Regions from separate parts of the Mus musculus genome. Here all the other regions are linked to region 3. A link is a loop called in an ENCODE intact Hi-C map of the cell type or tissue named here. Cell type or tissue: heart. All regions are shown on one strand.

Region 1 (8,000 bases), 120 kb after region 3:
CCTGAGTGAGGTAACCCAATCACAAAAAACTCAAATGAAATGTACTCACTGATAAGTGGATATTAGCCCAGAAACTTAGTATAGCGAGATATAAGGTACAATATGCAAAACACATGAAACTGAAGAAGAATGAAGACCAAAGTGTGGACACTTTGCTCCTTCTTAGAATTGGAAACAATCACCCATGGAAGGAGTTACAGAGACAAATTTTGGAGCTTAGACAAAAGGATGGACTGCCATATCCAGGGATCCATCCCATAATTAGCCTCCAAACGATGACACCATTGCATACACTAGCAAGCCTTTGTTGCAAGGACCGTGATATAGCTGTCTCTTGTGAGACTAGGCCGGGGCCTAGCAAACACAGAAGTGGATGCTCACAGTCAACTATTGGATGGATCACAGGGCCCCCAGTGGAGGAACTAGAGAAAGTATCCAAGGAGTTAAAGAGATATTCAACCCTATCGGTGGAACAACATTATGAACTAACCAGTACCCCAGAGCTCTTGACTCTAGCTGCATATGTATCAAAAGATGGCCTATCGGCCATCACTGGAAAGAGAGGCCCATTGGTCAGGCAAACTTTATATGCCCCAGTACAGGGGAACGCCAGGGCCAAAAAATGGGAATGGGTATGTAAGGGAACGGGGTGGGGGTAGCGTGTGGGGGACTTTTGGGATAGCATTGGAAATGTATTTGAGGAAAATACATAATAAAAAAAAGTATTGGAGATCAAACTCCTGGTCTCTTTTTCATTAAATGTTCTTGTTGTATACTTATATTTCAAAGGTATTAGATCTCCAAGATCATCACTAAACCAAAGTGGGAAGTAATGTCTATACTTAGTAGGTTGAATCTAGTAATCCATATATATTCTGTATACTTCTTTCGGTATATCCCACAACTTAAATATATACATTTTACTTATGAATGACACATCAAGAAAGATGGAGAGGAAGTACTAAGTCATATGTACACATCCATAAAGAAAAATAATTATCATGCAGAAACTTAAGTAGGCAATAATGTCATGAGTACTGTTGAAAAAAAGTATTGGAGAGATCAGGAATTCAAGGCCCATACCTAAACACAATAAACGCGATATACAGCAAACCAACAGTCAACATCAAATTAAATGGAGAGATACTTGAAGCAATCCCACTAAAATCAGGGACAAGACAAGGAGGCCCACTCTCCCTATATCTATTCAACCTAGTACTCGAATTTCCAGTGAGAGCTATAAGACAACAAAAGGAGATCAATGGAATAGAAATTGGCAAAGAAGTTGAGGTATCACTATTTGCAGATGATATGATAATATACATAAGCAACCCCAAAAATTCTACCAGAGAATTTCTACAGCTGATAAACAACTCCAGCAAAGTAGCTGGATATAAAATTAACTCAAATAAATCAGTAGTTTTACTTTATTCAAATGATAAACAGGCTGAGAAATAAATTAGGGAAATAATGCCTTTCACAATAATCACAAATAGTACAAAATTTCTTGGGGTAACTCTAACCAAACAAATGAAACATCTGTATGACAATAACTTCAAGTTTCCCAAGAAAGAAATCAAAGAAAACCTTGGAAAATGAAGATATCTCCTATGCTCATGGTCTGACAGAATTAACATAGTAAAAATGGCCATCCTACCAAAAGCTATCTACAGATTCAAAGCAATCCCCATAAAAATTCTTCACAGAGATAGAAAGAGCAATTCTCAAATCCATCTGGAAAAACAAAAAACCCAGAATAGTAAAAACAATTCTTAACGATAAAAGAACTTCTGGGTGAATCATTATCCCTGACCTCAAGTGATACTACAGAGCAATAGTGATAAAAACGGCTTGGTATTGGTACACAGACAGACAAGTTGATCAATGGAATAGAATTGAAGACCCAGAAATAGAACTGCACACTTATGCACATTTGATCTTTGACAAAGAAGCCAAAATTATACAATGGATAAAAAAGATAGCATCTTCAATAAATGGTACTGGTCTAACTGGCAGTTTACATGCAGAAAAATGAAAATAGATCCATATTTGTCATCTTACACTAAGCTCAAGTCCAAGTGGATCAAGGAACTCCACATAAAACCAGACACAGTGAATCTAACAGAAGATAAAGTGGGAAAGAGCCTCAAACTCATTGGCCCGGGGGTGGGGAGTATTTCCTAAACAGAACTCCAATGGCTCAGGCTATAAGATCAAGAATTGACATATAGGACCTCATGAAACTGAATAGCTTCTGTAAGGCAAAGTCATAGTCAGTAGACAAATAGGCATCCTACAGATTGGGAAAAAACCCTTCACTAACTGCCCCCCCATCTGATAGAAGGCTAATATCCAAAATATATAAAAAACTCAAGAAGCTAACTCCCCAAAAGCCAAACAATCCAATAAAAAATGGGGTATAGAACTAAACAGATAATGCACAGCAGAGGAATCTCAAATGTTCAAGAAACACTTTAAGAAATGCTCAAAGTCCTTAGTGATCAGGGAAATGGAAATCAAAATGACCCTGATATTCTACCTTACAGTAATCACAATGGCTAAGATAAAAAACTAAGGTGACAGCAGCATATGTTGGTGTGGATGTGGAGAAAGAAGAACACTTCTCCATTGCTGGTGGGATTGAAAACTGGTACAAGCACTCTGGAAAACAACCTGGAGATTCCTTAGATAATTTGAAATAAATCTACTTGAAGGCCCAGCTATACCACTCTTAGGCATATACCCCAAAAATGCCCCACCATGTCACAGGGGCACGTGTTCCACTATGTTCATAGTGGCCTTGTTTGTGATATCCAGAAGCTGGAAAAAACCCAGTTGTCCCACAACAGAATAATGGATATAGACGATGTGGTTCATTTACACAATGGAATACTACTCAGCTATTAAGAATGAGGACATCATGTGTTTAGCAGGCAAATTAATGGTACTAGAAAATATCATCCTGTGTGAGGTAACTGAGACCCAAAAGGACATGCATGGTATATACTCACTAATCAGAGGATATTAGCTAAAGCCAAAGGCCCAAGTGAGGGTGCCTCAATCCCACTTGGGAGGGAGAAGAAAGCAATCACAGGGGGTGGGCAGTAGGAGGGAGAGTCCTAGGTAGGAGAGGGGACAGGGAGGGGAAAAGGGGAACATAATCAGGTATTGGGGGGGGGGGACAGAACTGAAGCCCTTAGGACCAGCAGAAAGAATGGAAACAGGCATCCAGGGAAGGTGGGAGGTGGGAGGACCCTCCAGAATGTACCAGAGACTTGGGAGGTGAGAGACTCAGGACTTAAAGGGAGGGACCTTAAATGAAATGCTCTACAGTGGGGAGAGGGAATTTGTAGTCTTCCTCCAGTAGAAAGACAGAACATCAAGTGGAGGCATGAGGTTGCCATCCCACAGTAAAAAACTCTAACTCTGAATTGTTCCTGTTTAAAAGAACTACAGAGACAAAAATGGAGAAGAGCCCGAGGGAAAGGAGGTCCAGTGACAGGCCCATATTGGGATCCAGCTCAAGGTGAGACCCCAATGCCTGACACTATTACTGATGCTATGGTATGCTTACAAACAGGAGCCTAGCATGGCTGCCCTCCGAGAGGCTCAACAAGCAGCTGAAAGAGTCAGATGCAGATATTTACACCCATACAATGGACAGAAGCTGGTGACCCCTGTGGTTGAATTAGAGAAAAGTTGGAAGAAGCTGAGGAGGAGGGTGACCCCTTAGGAAGACCAACAGTCTCAACTAACCTGGACTCCCGAGATCTCCCAGACACTGAGACATCAACCAGGCAGCATAGACTAGCTGATATGAGGCCCCTGACACATATACAGCAGAGGACTGTCTGGTGTCGCCTCAGTGAGAGAAGATGCACCTAACCATTGAGAGACTTGAGGCCCCAGGGTGTGGAGAGGTCTGGTGGGGTGAGGGTTAGAACATCCTCTTGGAGACAGGGTTGGGGGAGGTAGTATGGGATGAGGAACGGTCAGAGGGCAGATCATGACGGGCATAATGACAGGACTGAAAAAACAGGTTAAATATAATAATAATAATAATAATAATAATAATAACAACAATAATGATAGTAATAAGATCACTATATAGGTGACAAATAAAAACATTTAATGATGTCACATTTCTCTTTTTAAAAAAGTGCCCATATATCATTTAATCATTAAATGCATTTTGTATCTTCTCATTTTTATGTCTTTGAAAATCTTATGTAATGTATTTTGACTGTAGACACCTTACCCCATTATTCCTGCCTTCCTTGACCACTCAACTTTGTGTCTTATTTTAAAACAAACAAACAAACAACAGACAATCAAGTAAAGTTTGTTCTGCCCATTTTTCTTGGATTTGTGGCTTTCTTTGGATGGTGGCTTATTGCAGGAAGAGCTCTGCCTTTAAGGACAGAGACTTTGTCTCTCAACAGTTGTCAACCGCTAACAGCTCCTGAGCTAGGGGAGGGATTTTGTGTTTACTTCCCTTTCCTCACTGTGATTTTATGTGGCTCAAGCTTGCACAGGTCTTGTGCTGCTGTGAACTCCTAGGGGCAACTGCCCTGCTATGTGCAGAAAACGCTTATTAGAGCACCCAGTTGTTCCTGTTATCCTCTTGTTTTCAGGTTTGGCGCCCTCTACTGGAAAGGGTTAGAATGATGGATTTGCTTCTGATTCCTAGGCTGAATGTAGGCAAATTATATATAATATGTGTATTTTATATATATACTTAAGACCATTTTGTGGAGGAAAAGTGATACCTTTAACATAGTTCTTCACATATGATGTACACCTTTCTCTGTTAATTGGGAAGATGAAAAGGTTTTGAGTTAGTACATTCCAATTATTATTGTCTTAAAAACGTCTTGAATACAATGCAAAATTATTTAGTTATAAAAGGCTCTTCTGATGAACTAACTTTACTAATGGTAGAGTTCATGTGTCTGAGGTCAGAATGACGAACCAAGACTCAGAAGCTACATAAGAACTTGTGTGGAATAATGTTCCCATTTCTTTACTTGGCTGAATATATCCATGCATAGAGACTCAAAAAAGAACACATATACTTGGGCAATTTTATGCAGAGTGTGAAGTTTGAGGTTGGAGTGAAGCAGGTTGCAAGCTTCCCACCTTCTTTTGGGGGCTCTGTAGCTGCAGGGTGCCATGGAGAGTGGAGGAGACTGAGTCCTCTCTGTAATGACTTTATTGCATCATCCTCTTTCCTAACTTACTGGATTCTGATCTGAAGGAGGAAGGCAGCGTCTGCTGGGATCTTGAGAGCTAACAGCTCCTAAAGAATCTTGTTGATGGGGATAATGCTATTTAAGTATTTCACTGACTTATATACAAGAACCTAAGTTACAAAACTATACAAGGATGTAAATATTCCAATTTCTTCTTGAAGACAGAGTTGGAACTGTTTGAGGTCACACAGATTCAAACATCTGGAGCTTTGGAGACATTTGCCCAATGCTTTACAACATGATGCTTCATAACCCATAAGCACCCCACTGCTTCCTTAGGTTGGCTATACTAGTTTGTGAGGAATGGCATGTTTTGTAGTCTTAGTGCATATAAGTGAGCATGGAGTGGAGTAGCTCCTTTATGATTATACATGATCCTTCCTATTTAATGTAAACTAGACATGGGAAAAAAGGTCTCTGTCTATTTTTTTTGTGGTATTGTCTTTTGATATACCTTAGTGTTAATTCAGGATTCTACCACCCTTCCCCCAATACTGTAAAGGGATAAAACTCAGGTTTTACAGCCTTCATAAATATGGACCTCCAATCGCTTCTGAGTCCAAGAAGACTCACCTATACTTTGGGAAGACTTTTTGATTTCTGCATATTGTCCCCAGAATATATCTGCCAGCTGCAGGGAGGCCAGGACAGGGGGACAAGAGCAGGTCTTCTATTTAAGAAACTATGACTTAGAAGGTGTGACCTTCCCTTTCTCACTTTGGAGCAGCCATGGCACACTGAGGTGCCTGTGATTTCAGGCAGATTCTCTGTCCATCCTCTTGGGACAGATGTGGGTGTTATCCTTCTGCACTGGACCCTGAGACACTCTACCACTCTCTGGTGGAATTCCCGAGACTCTTGCACAGAGTGTTTATAAGTTCAATGTCTCTGAAGCAGGTGTAGAGTTCTGGGCTCTTTTGACATGATCCAGTCTTGGGAAAGCATCTTATGAAGAGGAAACAAGAAAAAGAGCAGGGACCACTAGGAAGACTTCTAGCTGATGAGGATGAGGATAACTGGGATTCCTGAGCATCCAACTCTACATCATGCCCCTATTAAAAAGGTAGGGGCCTCATAGACTGCACATAAGGTGCTTGGAAATCTTTTTATCACACCAATGCAAACACAATACTTACCTTTTAAACATCTTTACAGTGTTTTAAATAGAAATAGCACACTATTCTCATGCAACCAAGCTATGCACTGTGCTACTGAGGAATTTATAGTAGAGAATGAGACAGAAAAAAAAAAGCTGTTGGCCTTCTGGCACTTGCATTGTATTTGGAGAAACATTCACATCAGCAAATCAGAGAATTTTGCATTGCAGAAGACACTTAATTAAGGGTTAAAGCAGGCTTTCTTAAGGTGATAATTAGGCCACAGCAGGGGGATTGCAAAAAGATAGGACTGTCTCAATGCCAGGAAATAGCATGAATAATCTTCAGAGGTAAAAGAACATGAAGAGTTGACAAATATCCACTCACATTGGAAGGTAGTAGGCAAAGTGGTGAGGAACAGCAAGACCAGGACTGGTAATGGGGATGTATCTGGATAGGGGTCTGAGGCAGGAGACTGTCTTAATGTGAATACTCACCTCTTACCATCTCTTTGAGGCACTTTTGCAGTCTCCTTGCATGTTTAGGGTACACAGCTTGCTTCTGACCAGGGGGTATAAGGAGATATTTAGTGCTAGGATCCCAGAGAGAAGGTTGGCTCCATCTACTCTAATGTAGCTCTCCAGTCCTGAGTAACCGTTTCACTGCCATCAGTGTTTAGAGATGGCCTGAAGAGATGAAATGGAGGTGGAATATTCAGCATGAAGAGGAAGAAAGAAGGCTGGGAAGGAAGTGTACTTCACAGCTGGTCTCTTAAGTCACTGTGCAGAGTCAGGGAGGGCCATAGATAGGGTGAGTCTGTCTCAGCTCTCTTACCCTATGGCCTGGGTATTCTCTATTTGCCCCACCAGGTCTCAGCACGGTGCATTTAGAAAGTGAACACTTGTGGAGATTCTCCTGTTTCTGGCTGGACCTTGTCAACATGAGGAACCAGCAGGAGATAGAAGAGTAATAAGGAAAACCAGAGACTTGCTCTCAAATTCTCTTCCTACCAGGCATGTTTGGATAATGTCCTTTACTTCTATACAAAGTCCCAGATCTTGAAAAGTGGCCCCTCCTGTGTTCTGCTAACTACACCTGGGTTATGAAACCATGCTCACGGTTCATCCTGATACTTCATGATCCCATCAATGCACCTCTGTAGAAGGTCCCTTCCTTGTCTCCATGAGCATGCTGGGTATTCTATTGTGGGTATCAGATAAGATCCTATCAGTACACAGTCTTTACCAGTGTTGACAAGCAGACTGCTTCCTTAGTGGGACATTAGAAGATCATTCTAATATGATCCGCATATACTGAATGAATTAATATTTACCTCAGGGCGATTTATTTATTGATGTAAAATATCACTCATTAAGGATCATACTATCAGAATTCATCCATTCATTTAAACATATATTTTTTTATTTTGCTTGTTAAGTTTATGTTGATATTATAGTGTAACATGAAATTCCATGTGTATGAAATTTCATGATTTCTTCTAAATGTTGTGTAGCACTGTATATTCAATGATGTTTATTATATGGCCCAAGAATACTGTTTTTTTTTTCTTTCTAGGGAAAAATGTCTTGCTACATTTGGGGACACAAATGAGAATTATTTATATACAACAATGTCCACTTTTCATAATGTA
Region 2 (8,000 bases), 240 kb after region 3:
TCTAAATGAAATGACCAAATAATGGGGGGGGGAAGTCTCACCTGGACATAACTAATAAAACAATAAAAAGAAAAATATTCTTTAATGTTTTGATATTATAATATAATTACATAATTTCTACCTTCTTTCTCCAATCCCTTCCATATATGCATATATATATATATATATAAAACCTTCTTACTCTCAAATTTCTGACCTATTTTTCATTAATTGTTACAATATGCGTATGTATATGGTGTATAGGTATAGGTATAAGTATAAGTATAGGTATAGGATTATCTAAATATGTACATACATATGCACATTTATAAGTGTATGATGTATAGGAATAGGTATATGATGTATATATGTATGATGTATAGGTATAAGTATATGATGTATATGTATATTTGTATGTGTATATAATGTATATTCCTAAATGCATGAATCCAACCAGCTCAGACTATACTTTGTTACTTGCTATGAATGTTTTCAGGGCTGACCATTTGGTACTGGTTAACTAACAGGAGTGCTCTTCTCCAGTTTTAATACTGAATACTGTCATCTTTTGCTCTCAGCTCAAGTCACTCCTACTCTGCCTCATTGCTTTCCAAGTTCCACACCTTATGCAGTGAAGCAGGCAAAATCTAACATGGAAGCCCACATTCTTTGATCTCTCCATCTTTCCTTCTTGGATTTTTATGCAGCTATTTTGGACTTTTATTGTTGCTTCATTTTGAGTTATTACTGTATGAAGAGCATGATCCCTGAGGTTTAGAGAACAAAAGGGATGGAAATAAACAGAAATTGGTGTTTTTTTCCAAAATATAAATTATCCACACTAATGGCTCCATAACTAATTCTTTGCTTTTAACTCATCTTTATCAAGGAATATATCAAGGGAAGTTTTATGTTGGAAAGGAGAGAGAGATACAAGGCTGCACTAAGCCAAATGATCAGAGGGCATCTTGCACAGCATCCTTCAAAAAGAGAAGCTTCATGAATAAATGTCTTGGAAACTATGAGAAGGTTGCTGTGTTCTTGTGTGCCATCTAAATTCTTATACATCTTTAAAGATCTTATTTATTTATTTGTATATTAGTTCAACTGAGGTTGAAAGAAAGTATGGAACTAGGTGTGGTGGTGCACACACATGTGATCCCAGCTACTTATAAGGTTGAGGTAGTTCAGTGTTACCATGGGGAATTTTGTGAAACTCCTTCAAAACCAAATCAAATCAAAGGCATCAATCAATAAGAAAGGAGATATAAAGAAACAGGGAGCCAGACACTATTAATACAAGTTTACAAACAAGACAATAGTGGATGAGATTCAGCTTTTGGTCTTGAGAAGTGAATACAGAGCCCCTTGTGGAAAACACTGTTGAAACAGAATCTGAAGAGGATCATCATGAGAAATGAGTGCAAAGTGATGCTGTTGCATCCGGGTAGGGTTACAGGCAAATTGATGGGGTCAGGGATCCTCTAAATAAATCACCTGTCTTCTAAGTGGGAGGTGATGATAGTGAATGCTACCATAGGTAGAGATAACAGCTTGTACAAAAGCTTGAAGTGACAGAGAATACTTGGGATAGAAGAAATGTAAGGTTCTCATTGGGCTTGGAGTACTATGCAGAAGATAAAGAATTCTTAAGAGGATTCTTAAATGGAGGGGCTGGTGAGATGGCTCAGAGGTTAAGAGCACTTCCAGAGGTCATGAGTTCAATTACCAGCAACCACATGGTGGCTCATGACCATATAGGGGGATATGATGCCCTCTTCAGGCAGGCAGACATATGCAGCAGAGCACTCATAACATTATATAGCTGTCTCCTGAGAGGCTCTGCCAGTGCCTGGCAAATACAGAAGTGCATGCTCACAATCATCCATTGGACAGAGCACAAGGTCCCAATGAAGGAGCTAGAGAAAGTACTCAAGGAGTTGAAGGGGTTTGCAGCCCCCTAGGAAGAACATCAATATGAATTAACGAGTACCCCCAGAGCTCTTTGGAACTAAACCACCAATCAAAGAAAACATGTGGTGGAACTTGTGGGTCTAGCTGTATATGTAGCAGAGGATGGCCTAGTTGGTCATCAATGGGAGGAGAGGCCCTTGGTCCTGTGAAGGCTCTATGCACCAGTATAGGGGAATGCCAGGACCAGGAATGGGAGTGGGTGGGTTAGGGAGCAGGGGGAGGGGGAGGGGAAACTAGGAAAGGGAATAACATTTGAAATGTAAATAAAGAAAATATCTAATTTTTAAAAAGAGGTAAGTGGAGGCAGGACACAAATTCCTTATCCTCAAAAAGTCTTATCTTGGGATGAGAAAACAAAAACAAAACAACCCCCCCCTGCCTCCCATATATAATAGGTTAGGTTTTGAAAGTGCTAGGAATTGATACAAAGCAGGTAAGGATAGGGGTAGATACTGTCAGAAACTGAGGGAGCAATATTATTGTTATGATTATTATTCTTATAATATTAAGAGTCCTGCAGTAAGGTACACTTGAATAAGAACCTACATGAAAACAGGGTGTAAGATAATCAGTAGATCTCTGGGAGAAAAACATCACAGACAGAAAAGTGTTGAGTGTGAAATGAAATGCTGTGTAGTGTGCCTGATGATATAAGCAGATATTAGGATGCTAATGTAAATTTACTAGGGAGATTCAAAGGACATTGGGAAAGAGAATTGCAATAGTCGGGAGACTCTGAGCATATAAAGGACCTTACATGCTACTACAGTCACTGAAGTTTTCCTCTTGGGCACACAGGAACCAATAAAAGTGTGTTAACAGGAAGTGATACGATCTGCCACAGGTACTAGAATAATTACTCTATACATGAAAGAAGATTCTCCAGAAAGCTAGTCACAGATGACTTTGGGTTCAAGGTGATGGCTCACATCCTGATGGTAACAGTGGAAGCAATGTAAGTGGTTGGATTCTGGATTTGTTGATTGACAGTTAGATGTAGAACAGGAGTAAAAGCAAGGCATAAGAGGTACTACAAGTATTTCATCTCAGAAATTTGGGAAACAGAGTTTCTAGTTATGGAAGCCTATAGGTAAACACATATTTTTATTATGGGGCAATTAAGATTATCTAAGATGATTGAGACACTTGGATGTAAATATTGATACATATTGGATGATTGTTGATTATAAATGCTAATTTATGTTTGTTCAGTATTGATGGTATTTAATGTCGTAATACAATATGAAATGACCAGAAAAAGAAGTATGAAAAGAAGAAGAGTCTCGAGGACAAAGCTCTGGTATATTTCAACACATGGAAATCAAGACAAGCAATAATTAAGAGAAAGGATGATGCTCCCTCCTTCCTGAAGCTGTAGGTTGTAAAATCCCCAGTGCTGGGAGTAGGATACCTCTTTTATAGTTGTTGGTAAATGATGTCCCAGAGGCCTCAAAATAATGCAGGCTACTGTCACTCTCTCAGATGACCACCAAAACGTGATGGCAAGACCCTATTTCTCAAGATACCACATACTTTGGAGAAATAAAGCTGGAACTGACCTGGAAGCTCCCCCTGCTGGGTGGTTTTCATAGGACCAGAAGGTGCCATCCAGGCTGCTAGGGAACAAAAGTCACTGATCACCTTACCCAGCTGTGAGTACCACAAGCTGCAATAATGATAGAACTGGCAAAATATATTCATGGGTGAAATCATGGTAAAATGTTTTGAGGGTAAAACACCTGTTTTATGATGTGCTTTAAAGCTAACTTCACAGTACTTATTTATGTCTAATGTTGTAAATCTGACCAAGAACTCATGGTTGTGAAGATCACAGGCCCCAGGATTAAACTACTGCTATTATTTTGCCAAATGGACATAGTATCAAACTACCTTCTAAATACACATCTTTCTCTATAAGAAGCTATCAATCCTCATCAGAGAAGTTTCTTTGAACAGTAGATGGCAGAGCGTTAGAAAATGCTACCTACTTTTCTACAAAGGAATGATGTAATATGAAATTAATATGAAAATGTAACTGCTATGATGAGATAAGAATAAAAGGGCTATTGACAAAGTTAGAAAAGCACCAGCTTAGAAGAAATGGTGTGGAGGAAGAGGAACTCTAGGCATAAGGCTATATATTGCTTCTCACTTATATATCAGCGTCTCCTCATCTGTGAAGTAAAGGGGCTAAAGTAACTGACATTCAAGATGTAGTCTAGCCTTAATTGACAACATGGCCTGAAGCAGGCCGTTTAGCTCTAGGCTTTTATGATTCTATATTTCTTTAGATTGGAAAACTTTTATCACAGCTTTACGTATCTGTTTGGTCTTCACACTGTAGATGATGGGGTTCATGACAGGAGGAATCAGCAGGTAGGTATTAGCAATCATGGTATGTACATAGGGTGGAGCTCGTTTCCCAAATCTGTGAACAAAGGACAAACTGATCAATGGAATATAGAATATAGCTACAGCCCCGATATGGGAGATACACGTGCTGAAGGCTTTCTTCCTCTCTTCTGGGGAAGCAATGCTGAGGACAGTTCTGATGATCAGGATGTAGGAAAGGAGAATAAGGACTGAGTCCACACCAACAGTAGAGATCATGGCAGTCAATCCAACTGCATTGTTGATCCTGGTGTCTGTGCATGAGAGCTTCATGACATCGGGGTGGAAACAGTAGGAGTGGTGGAGCACACGGCTGCTGCAGAAGGTTAGTCTCTTAAGAAGTGCGACCATCGGTGTCAACATTACAGTCCCTCTGATGACAATTGTCACCCCAATTTGAGCTATTCTGGAATCAGTTAAAATAGTGGCATACCTAAGAGGGTTGGAGATGGCCACATAACGATCATAAGCCATAGCCAACAGCACTGAGGATTCCATGACAGTGAAGAGTTTAATGAAGAACATCTGTGACAAGCAGGCATTGAAGCTGATCTCCCTGGCGTTGAACCAGAATATCCCCAGCATGGTGGCCAGAGTGGAGATGGAGAGCCCGAGGTCAGTGGTGGATAGCATGGAGAGGAAGTAATACATGGGCTCGTGGAGGCTGGGCTGGGTGATAATGACAAAGAGAATCAGGCTGTTCCCTGACAGGGCAGTTGCATAGAGAAAGCAGAAGGGAATGGAGATCCAGGTGTGGAAAGCTTCCAGCCCGGGCACACCAGTGAGCAGGAAAATGATGGAAGAAGCTGTGGTGTTCTGGAAAGTTGGCATGCTAGATTAAAATTATAGAATAAAGCTAAAACAAAAAAGCTGCATTTCTTTTGTGTATTCTATTTATAAATAATCTTATCCAACATACATTTGACCAAATATGAGCATCTATACAACATACAAAAATAGAAATGACACCTTTAAATTGGTAAAAAAAATTTATGATTTCAACTACTGCAACTGTATTTTTTATTCTTGAAAGAACTGTCTCAGCCCACAACTTTTCGCCTCTGAGAGTTTTTGCTTCTAGCTGCCTATGTCTGTGATCTGGCCTTTCACTCCTCCAGCTGTGGATTACACAGGAACACTTGTGGAACACTAGTATCCACTTGATAAAACATGTTACCATATTCAACTATTTTTACTTTAAATTTTTGAATGACTAGTTCTTCACAACAGACTCTCTGCATGTTTTTGTGGAAATATACTGCTTGGGACAAATAATGAAATGTTTCTTTCTTGTTTTGCAGAGGAAAATAGATCTTCATTGAAAAAGATCACATTTCCCACTGAGTAGAAAATTTAGACTAGGCAGATAGGTATATGTAAATTTGAAATGGACGTTTGGATATAAACAGATTAAGGCTGTGTTTGGAGAGGGCTTAATGAGAAGTGGTCAGTGTGGGGTAGGTCCTTTGGTGGAAAAGAAAGGCACTAAATGACAGACAGCAAGCGTAGGATGTGAGGGGGCACAGAGGGATACCTAATTTATTCCAGAACACACACACACACACACACACACACACACACACACACACACACACACACACACACACACACACACTCACATGAAGTTCCACTGTAAGGGGCACCCTAGGGAACCTTATTAAACATAAATTAGGAAAATAATTGAAATTATTGTGCTATTAGAGAAAAAAGGTAAAAGTTATTTGTTGAGTATAGTTTGGGACTCTAACGTTTTCATTCGTGAGTGTCCTCAGGAGAATAATGACATTAATGTTAGAAATGTATGATCATCAAAATGAAAAGAATTAAGCATTGATATTGGTGTATTATATACTTCTAAACAGGTGCAAGAGGATATTCTAACTGCTGTAACTACCCCCAAATGATAACAAATTGAGGTGTTAGGTACACTAATTAACTTGATTTGATCATTCCAGAAGATATATGTTTAGGGAAACATCACATTGTATTTTATAAATATATACAATTGTAATTTGTGATTTAAAAGCAGTGGGGTGGGAGAGCATGCTTAGCAGTTAAGAGCGCTGATTGCTCTTCCAGTTCCTGATTTAAATTCCCAGCAACTACATGGTGGCTCACAACCATTTGTTATAGGATCTGATGCCCTCTTCTGGTATGTATAAAGACAGAAACACTGTACTCATAAAAACAAATTAATCTTTAAAAAAATGAAAAAAAGAAAGAAAGAAAGAAAGAAAGAAAGAAAGGAAAAGCATTGAATATTTTCCATGCGTTGTCTACATTGAGAAGAATGCTAACACTTTTCAAATGCCATAAGAAAGACCATTAAACAGCAATTATCTTGCAATGGATCTTCCCCGGATCTTGCCTCTCAGTCTCAGGGATATTTCTCAAGTAACAGTCATTTGCATGCTTCCATATTAGAAACTAAAGGATAACACAAAATCTTCTCTTGGAGTGTTCATAGTCAAGAGAGAGTCAAATATCAGTGGGGCTTTGGAATAACTCCAAAGTGTAGTTACATACCAGTGAACAATATTGGCTATGGAATGCAGTGTCATCATATATGTCTGGTAATTCTGGCCACCATGTCTTTTATTTCACCTATAATGCTTAAGTTGATTTTTGTCAATTAATGCTTTTGTCATTAAATTCTGAAAAGTTTTAAGAAGATGACTTTAGAAAGTCAAACTACTGAGTGAATAATTTCTCTTTTATCCTGATTTCTTAGTAACTCACTTAGCAATAATTTAATTTATTCATGCCCAGTTTTCTTTCCTCTTGATAATTTCTTCCTTTTCTTTCCTGATGAAAGAAGATAAACAAAGCAAAATGTACAGTACAGTTTGATCTGGCAGCAGAGAACTCAAGTTGCCTGCTTTGTCTCTGTCTCATCTGGGCTGTTTGTCACTCTTGGACAAGAATTTTTTATAATTTCTCTTCATAGATGCTAGACCAAGAGAGGACTTGCCATCCCTTTTCACAGCCAGGAATATTTTATAAGCTGTTGACCACCTATCATAAACATTTAGGTCAGTCAATAGTAGATGTATATATTGGGTGCTCACAGAGTTTTGTAAGTTACTAAGACATGAAGCAAGTCTGAGATGATTTTGTACCTGAGGTAGCCAAAGAAGTTGTCATAGATCATATACCCCACACTTGTAAGTACCAAAACATCTTCTGTAATATGAGCCCAGTGACTCTTATCAACAACAAAAATTGATCAGTTTTGAATATGAATGTCACATTAGATACTGTATAGGTACAGCAAGAACCTCAGGGTCATAGATGAAGAAATGGGCTACTAAGGTAGGGGATATCTAAGAGATAGGATATAGAAAGTACAGGGCCAAGTATCAGTGTTGTGTGTATGTGAATGGGTCTGGGTTAAGTGTTGAGAGAAATTAATTTTAGGAAATAGCAACAAAGAAGACGAGTTGTAACTAACTTTTGGTGGTTAGATATGAGTTACAGGAGTGAAAACAGGGTAAGTGTGCTCTGGACATAGATAACGTGAGAGGTAACAGTAGTAACAGATAACTATAAGAAAAACCAAGCAAAATGGGTCCTTAACGTGAGTCTCCTTTAGGTGAGGGAGAAGTGAGTGATTGAAAACATAAGAATCTTGAATTTCTTGGAAAGGATAATGTGGT
Region 3 (8,000 bases):
TCAATAAAAGTTTACCTTGGGCTCGGCCTATGACAGGTGTTTTATAGACACTGCCTTTACTCGCATAATTTTTTTGTAGTACATGTGCTTAAAAGCCCCCTTCCCATTTATAAACGGAGGTTCAGAGAAGCTAAACACGTATCTTATGTGCATTTACACAGGTAGCAGCAGAGTTAAGATTGAGCCCCAACTTGTCTCAGTCCAAAGCTACCATTCTCTACGAGGGGGCAGTTGCAGGAGGTGGGCAATCGGGGAGTGTCTGGGGCTTGGCTTATTTATCTGGACGTAGAGGTGAGAGTGTCTGCCTCGTGGATGAGTTGCAAGTATGTAAGATGTTTGCTTCTGAAACAGTGGCCATTTGTCACTGGCATCATCTCTACATCAGCCTCCCTCCCTCCTTCCCTCCTGTGGCTGCTGTGAGAAGGAAATGAGGCTCAGGTGGTGGGGGAGCACTTGTGACCTGCCCTGGGAGTGGAGGGACCATCATCCGGGTGGCAATGAGACCATGTTCCAGTGTTGTGGTGCTTGACCTTGTATGTGTCCCAAGACAGGATGGGGGACAAAGCCAGGGCATCTCTCACCAAGTTGAGGCCAGCCCGAGGCCTGAGGAGCCAGCAGTGCCCCAGATGGCCAGGCAGTAGCTGGGTCTTAGGCCAACCTCTGATGGCACACTGGGCTTGAGCAACCTAGAGAAACCTGGGCATCAATGGGGACTTAGTGTCCCTCGGGCTTGGGAAAAGTTTTATCTGCAGCAAAGAAAGTTGTGGGCCGCATGGGAAGAAGTTTCGAGGGCTCAAACTTTTCTCGCTCTGAGCTCGTTGCAGTGTCCCCGAGGCTGCCAAGTGATTTACCACTAATTAAGCCATAATGAACTGGACCTTGGTGTCTCCTTTAGTCTCCCCATGAGGACACAGACTCAGCAGGGCACCTGGGGCCCAATTACAGCAGCCTGGGCCTAATGCCTGGTCCAGCTGAGGCCTGCATCTCAGGGAGTCCCATCTGCCCCAGGTGCCCACTTTGCTTGCCTGGCCAAACTTTTAATGAGCAAAGTGGCTACTTCTCTTACTTGCCTGCCAGTTGCGCAGGCATGACCCTTGGGCCCTGCCTCCTCTCGGCTTAAAGAGATAGAGTGATTTTTAGTGTGTGAAAGATCTTAGTGGATCTATCAATCAACAGTGACCACATGTGACTCTGGTGCAGGCTCAGGCCTCTCAGACCATCATTCTTAGCAATAACAGTCACAGAGTTGACGTGAGGACCAGATGACATCACACACACTGAAGAGCTGGTTATTTAGCAGTGGTTGTTATTGTCCTTAGCCCTGCTGTGACCTTGACTCTGACCTTTCTTTGCTGCAGATAAACTGAACTAGAGCCAGCTCTGACCTGGGTGCTCATAATCACGGGTGTGGGCTTCCTGCCCTGCTGGCCATTGCACTCTCTGCTTCAAGCTGGGTTGACCTAGTGACTGTGCTGTTTTAAGGTCTCCTTTAGCCCAAGTGTCTCTTTTTATTCTCCCAATGTTCCCTAAGCCTCCAGAAAACCAAGGGCCCCGTCTGTAACCAGGTCCATCCCTCACTGCACAGATGGGAGGAGATACAGGAGAGGCAAGACTTGCATGGCTGCCCATCTCAGTGAAGCTAGGCAGGCATTCATCTGTGTACCCATTTGCAGCCTCCAAAGCGAAACCGGGCATACGTCCTTTCTCCATTATTTATTGGGTACATTCCCGTGCCTCTCTTTCTCCAAATAAGAAAATATTAGCATTCCTCTCAGATGCTAGTTTTATTAAATGAGTTAGGGTCCATGTGGAATGCTGGAACTGGGCCTTGGCATGGTGGGTTTTCAATAACCATATTTCCAGTTGCTAGGATCCAGCCACTGATCCACCAGGCATCAAGTGAAATCCTACTGTGTGCCAATGTTGGTGGTACTAGGCCCTGCAGATACAGCAGTGAACAGGCTGGCCCTTGGAGGTATTTTTTACTGGAGGATTCAGATACACAGGGCCATTATTTCAGGATCAAGGGTGTGGCAAGCTGAGGTGGGGTACTCCCTTAGCAGAGGAGCCTCAAGCCCCCTGTAGAGAGATGGGGTGGAGACAGTCAGGGAAGAGTTCCCAGAGTGAAGTATGAAAGGTGTGAAACAGGGTTTACTGAGTTCTCACAATGATGACCTCAGTCCACCTCAGGTCCCATAAGGTAGCAGAGGTTGCTTAGATTCTCCTCAGTGCAACTGATGGCCAAATTAGCTGCCTAAAGTCAACCAGACTGTAAACAGTGGTGCCAGAATCCAACAAGGAGTTGTTTAAACTCAAATCTTGTGCCCATTTCTTCACCTACGGGGGTGTCTGTGATGGTGGTTTTGACGGACAGGTAGAAGGGGGAGGCCCTTGAAGGAGAAGAGACCCTCTCACAGAAAACTAGCTTTCATGAGGACTCAGCCCTGAGATGAGGACCCTAACCCTGCAAGTACGGTGGAGGGGCAGCATGGAGGCTGTCCTAAGTACCAGCACAGGCCTGGCCACACCATGCCTGAGTCCCGGTCCACTCACTAGCGTGACTATGACCTAGAGAAAGTGATGTCATGGCTCTGCACATCAGTTTCATTCTGCAAAATGGGAGAATGACAGTAGCAGGCAAGTGTGGCAATGCCCCCAGCCCTCAGCCCGGAAGCTTTTCGTTACCACCCATAGCATTCTCAGCTCTGAATTTTTCTCTCTCCCCCCAAGTTATCCAGGGAGTTTTAAGGGGTAGATTGGCACATGCGATGGTGCTTAGTGCACAGGAAAATGGCCAGAAAATGTTGTCATTATGAACATTTGAGACGTATCCCAAAGTATACTCCGTCAGACAGTGCCACAGGATGCTAGTGTATGTTGAAAGAGGAAGTTCTGCTATGGTAAGCATCAAAACCCAGACTTAAACCAAGAGAAACATCTGTCCCCCTCGGAAAGACTCCAACTGATTAAAAGAAATTGTCAGCTACTACTCCCCAAAGCTGAGGAGGGTAGCTTAAGTAAGTGGTTCTCAACTTGCAGGGCCATGGAGCTTTTTCCTGTGTAGTGCGTGCGTGCGTGCGTGCGTGCGTATATGTGTGTGTGTGTGTGTGTGTGTGTGTGTGTGTCCTGGAAGATACTTAGGAAAAATGCAAGGCTCTCTTCACCTTAAAAAAAATTGAGGCAGGGTCTCACATAGCCCAGGCTAGCCTCTACTGTAACTGATTACGTAGTGGAGGATGGTCTTTAACCGAGCCAAGCTCGGAGAGCTTTTGTTTTGCCTCAATCGGTCTCTGGGTCTCAGGGTCACCATGTGGGCTTAGGTCTCAGTTTCCTTCTCTGAAATGCGAACAACTGTGTATGTACAACAGGGCCTATCGCAGTGTTGTTAGGACTGAGGAAATTAATGTAAGTAGTTTCACAGTTCCTGGCACACAGACTGTAAATGTGAGCCTTTCACTCTCTTCTGGGGACAAGTCATGATTGATCCTCATTCTGATGTGTGGCTCTTGCCCAGAAGTTAGTAGGTGACCCCCAGCGCTGTCAGTTTGGAGAATAAGTTGAACACACCCCAGGATGAGATATAATGATTACTCTCTCTCCTTTTTCCGCCTGACCACTGGTCACTGGGGAGAGATTACTGGGCCAGGGTCTAGGGTTCAGTGGTCAAGGCTTTTGAATGGACCGGGAGGGGTGGATCTGGAGATCGGGCCAGCAAAACACCGGAAACCCTAGATTCGGTCTCCCTGGCCACTCGTTGGTGTGGCTGTGGCGACCTCGGCTTCCGTGGGTGGCACTGGGAGCTTGCTTGCAGGCGGCCACGGCAGGCTTGCGCCAGGTTGCCAAAGCCGGGCCTCCGCGGCGCTCCGCTGGGGCTCGTTAGCGCCGCGGGCTGGCTGTCGCCACAGCGGCCCGCGGGAGCCTGGCGATCTCGTAAACATTAAGTCCCCATGCTCTGACGAGGCCCGTGGGAAGCGGCGGGGTTGAGGGCGGCCGAAGGCTGTGAGCTGGGAGCGCGGTGCCTGGTGGCTCTGTCACCAGGACCCGGGCGCCCGAGGCTTGTGCGTGCCGCCGCGTGGGGGCGCCCGAGTCCACGGAACGAGCCTGTAGGGTGAGCGCGAAACTGGAAGACACCCGTGCGCTCAGTTTCCTCCACGACCAAACATCGTTCCCGATTCTTCTCTCTAAGCTTTTAAAATAAACTCGATAAACTTGGAACCAGGCGGGGGCTGATGGAGCAGTAGGGAAAGCTGATGTTGGGTGAACATGCCCGGGCACCTCACTTTTTCAGCTTTATTTATTACTTGGCAGCAGGCTGTGTTTCTCAATGCTCAGCTGTGTTCTAGCTTAAATCCAGTTAATCTTTCTCTTCTCCTTACCAAGGGAAAATTAAAATTAGGATGTCAAAAGATCACATATTAGGGTGTGGAGGCACGTGCTTGCAATGCAGAGGTGGAGGTAGATCAGAAGTTCAAAGTCAACCCTGACTACACAGCAAGTTTGATACTAGCCTGGGATACAGGAGATCTGGCATCAATAAACAAGCAAAACCAAACCAAAACCAACCAACTAAACGACCCCCACCGCTGACAAAACAACAACCAAATCAACAAGAAACAAAAGCCCAACCTCTACACCCCTTCTCCCCCCTTCCCTCCTCCAGTCTTTAAACCTGTATTTGGCATTGTTAGCCCCATCAGAGAACCCAGGCCTACTTGGGATGGCCATGACTCTGAAAAGGGGCTAAATTCTCTGGAACTCACTTGCTAGGATCAACACTCATAGGGTAGTGCTTCCTGTGTCTTTCTGTTCTCTACAGTGCAGGGTGTGGATCTACCGCAGAGCTGTCCCTCTCCCCCCAGTTCGGTGTCTTTGTCCCTTCGGACTAGAAAGCAATAGTGCTACAAGCTAATCTCAGACCTGAAGTCCACCACGCAGGGATTTCAATGTCTGTGCTTCTGTCAGACTGGGTTGGGGAGGGATAATGTCTGTCTGAGGATAGCACCTCGTCTGCTCTGCTGGCCACGACAAACCCAGTGGCTCACTATCATTCATCTCTCACAGTTTTGGAGGCTGAGTATTTCAAGACTCGGGTGCTGGCAGATTAAATGCCTGGTGAGCGCCCTATTCTGAGTTTGCAGAAAAAGAGGAAGTTACTGGTCTGTGGGAACAGTAGAAGTGAGACTCAGGCATTTATTGTGGAGCTGGGCAAGGCTCCTTTCCTGAGCCACCAGCTCCAGTTGCCTGACTTCAGTTTACTGGAGGCAGGTATCAGGCTGCTCACAGATCAAGGGCAGTAAGCCTTTATTGATCTGGAGGTGGGGTAGAATAATGCTTGCTAATTTCCCATTGCTCATGGGCACAGTGGAGGTGCTTTCCTTCCTGGGTACAATCTGGCCTGAGGGTTTGCAGGCTTACAGTTCCAACTGAAACCAGAACTGCTGAGCAGTTCATTGCCATGTACAGGGATAGTAGCCTCAGGTTTGGTATGGGCCATATGATCAAACTGTATGTCCTTCAGTTGCCAATAAACACATACGAAGCTCGAAACAGCAAACAGATTAAGATAACTCTAAATTACAATTTTGGAAAAAAGTTTTCTTTCGGTTTTTCAAGACAGGGTTTCTCTGTGTAGCCCTGGCTGTCCTGGAATTCAATTTGTAGACCAGGCTGGTCTTGAACACAGAGATTCACCTGCCTCTGACTCCTTCCTGAGTGCTGGAATTAAATGTGTGTGCTAGCATTCTCATCTGGGAAAATAAACATTTTAAGTGATCGACATGTCTACATGCAGAGTTGAGCAGGGTCTGACTCACAAGTGTTAAGAGAGTACAGGGACAGACACAGTATAAAGACAGAAGTGGCCAGCTTTTATCTGCCTCAGTTATCCATCAGATGCCTACCGGCTGCAGTGAAGGGTCAGAGAAACCGGGAAACTGTTACAGACCCCTCACTGAGGTCTTATCTATAGTTCAGCTGTCGCTTTCCGGAATCAGGGTTAATTAAGAGCAGATGTGATTTTGCTCTGACAGAGTGTCTGACATCAGAGTTGATTTGGATGATTTACAAAGGACATTTCACCGGATGCGGTTTTCTCCCGTTCACACTTTTCTTTTGTCCTTTGTGTAGCCATTTTGAGCCTGATTAGTTTTAGCTCGATCTGGACATAGGGCTTGGCAATCTGGCCCTGTAACCTTGTCTTTTATTTAAAAAACCAAGAGTTTAATCCAGTGAAAGTTAAGGGTCCTGAGTTCTTTGCCCTTTGGTGTTCCTACCTATGGGAGCAGGGTAGGGAACCTTTGCTGCTATGCAAAGCCCTCTTTCCATTCATTACCTTTGTTTCTTCAAAATACTGTTATTTTTCTGAGCTGTTTCCAATTTCCTTTTGAATGTGCTGGCCAGCCTCAGGGTGTGGGATGCTGATTTACAGAGGAACTTGACTCTGTATTTTTAATGTATCTCTGTCATCCTCAGATCACTCTTACCTGTGCCTGTGGCAACTCTCTCCTCCACTGTGCACTGTGTGTGTCATCTGTGTGGTACAAGCACAACTTGCTTGACAATGGGGCTGTATGTCAAGACATTTCTCTTTAAGGCGGTTTCACTGCTGTGTGAATATTGCAGTGTACTTACGGAAGCTTAGGTGGTTGGTATAGTCGGGTATACCCCAGCTGTATCTCTTACTGCTCCAAGGCCATGCTGAGCAGAGTGTGGTATGAAGTCAAGCACTGGAGAATCCCAGATGCAACCCAGAGTTATGCTAAAGCATAACTGTAGGTGTGATGCTGAGTACTGCTTAAATTAGTTTCTTCTATCAGGAGTTCCCTGAAATTAATGTAAGATTACTGGGGTCAGAGCACGTCTGAACTCCAGGGCTTCTATGGAATCTTGGATAGGAGGCGGAGGCAGGACAGTTTCTGAAGGCTTCTGTGCTGGCTAGTCCATTGATAGCCAAGGTTGTCCTTGACCTTCACACAAGGCTGTGGCCACACCTTGACCTCCACCCATACTGTAGCCACGCGTGACTACATACACATGTTTAAAAGTATATTGTATTTAATACATAAGCCTCCTTTGCTATACCTGGCACAACTCTCTATACCACTTCCATGACCTGAGTCCTGCTGGGCTGTGGGTGCCTCTGCACTCTGGAAGCTGGCACGCTGAGGTCCCTGTTTCCCTTGGCCAGTTCCTGCCACAGCTAATTTCCCTGTGGCCTGTCTTGGCACAGAGCCTTCCCTGGCAGAGCAGGCTTGTGTGAGGAGAGACCGTGTGCCTCTATTCCTGGCACTCCTCCAGGACCCTTCCTGGTGGCGCACTACCTGGGTATTATGAGTATGCAGTCCTTCCTGCATGTGACTGCATGTGTTAGGCCTTTATCCAACTGACAGCTCAGTTTCATTAGCTCAGGATCTCGTATGAGTAGTGGGCTGTACTCCTTATCATAGGATGCACTCGGCAGCAGGACTGTTGGTTCCTATAATCTTATGGGACCACTGTTGTGTGTGTGGTCTGGTGTTGAATGAAATGTTGCTATATAGCACATGGCTGTGTGCTGATGATCACCCCTGGACAGAGGGACGAGCCGGAAGCAGGGGGAATTCCATTCTTGCCACTTGGTCTTTCAAGTGGCCAAATTGGCAGGCCTATTACCTTTCTCATTTCCTGCAGAGAGGGTTGTGAGTGCCAAACCTAGCTCCCAGGGGGCTCCCAAGGCTTCCACGCACTTCTCTCACAGGTGGCCCATGAGGAGAGCAGCAAACTGCTCCCTTCTTGCATTTCCACCTCTCTGCCTGGCACAAGCTCTCCACACCGCTCCTGGGAGCTGAGTCCTGTTGGGACCGTGGCTGCCTCTACACTCTGGCAGCTGGCAGGCTGAGGTCCCTGCTTCCATTGATCAGTTCCTGCCACAGCTAATATCTCTGCGGCTTGTTCTGGCTCTGTGCCTTCTCTGGCAGAGCAGGCAACACATGAAAAGACTGTTTTGGGAAGGCTGGCTTCCA

Evidence for each region. Hi-C counts contacts between places; a loop is a spot of excess contacts. Peaks named below come from ENCODE experiments on the same cell type or tissue, not always from the same donor. Only the 100,000 strongest peaks of a DNase experiment are listed, where the experiment ranks them.
Region 1: a loop joins it to region 3, with 7 times the contacts of the local background. A loop is called at or near these places in 34 of 42 quality-filtered maps.
Region 2: a loop joins it to region 3, with 14 times the contacts of the local background. A loop is called at or near these places in 8 of 42 quality-filtered maps.

The regions. Positions count from the first base shown.
Region 1 is chr7:102,632,269-102,640,268 of GRCm38, forward strand. Olfr554 (olfactory receptor 554) reads left to right here and starts at 7,980. Exons shown (of 1, transcript NM_146325.2): 1 at 7,980-8,000. The coding sequence starts at 7,980. In heart, a CTCF peak has its summit at 4,649 (motif pointing left); no DNase peak of the experiment used is centred here.
Region 2 is chr7:102,748,753-102,756,752 of GRCm38, forward strand. Olfr78 (olfactory receptor 78) reads right to left here. Exons shown (of 4, transcript NM_130866.4): 2 at 3,513-4,381. Olfr560 (olfactory receptor 560) reads right to left here and starts at 5,175. Exons shown (of 1, transcript NM_147113.2): 1 at 4,231-5,175. The coding sequence starts at 5,175. The coding sequence ends at 4,231. In heart, a CTCF peak has its summit at 3,530 (motif pointing left); no DNase peak of the experiment used is centred here.
Region 3 is chr7:102,509,204-102,517,203 of GRCm38, forward strand. It overlaps the pseudogene Gm8556. Among named protein-coding and RNA genes, the nearest start is that of Gm38627, 7.7 kb to the left of the region's middle. In heart, a CTCF peak has its summit at 4,070; a DNase peak (open chromatin) is centred at 4,018; H3K4me3 peaks cover 989 bases; H3K27ac peaks cover 748 bases; H3K27me3 peaks cover 3,736 bases.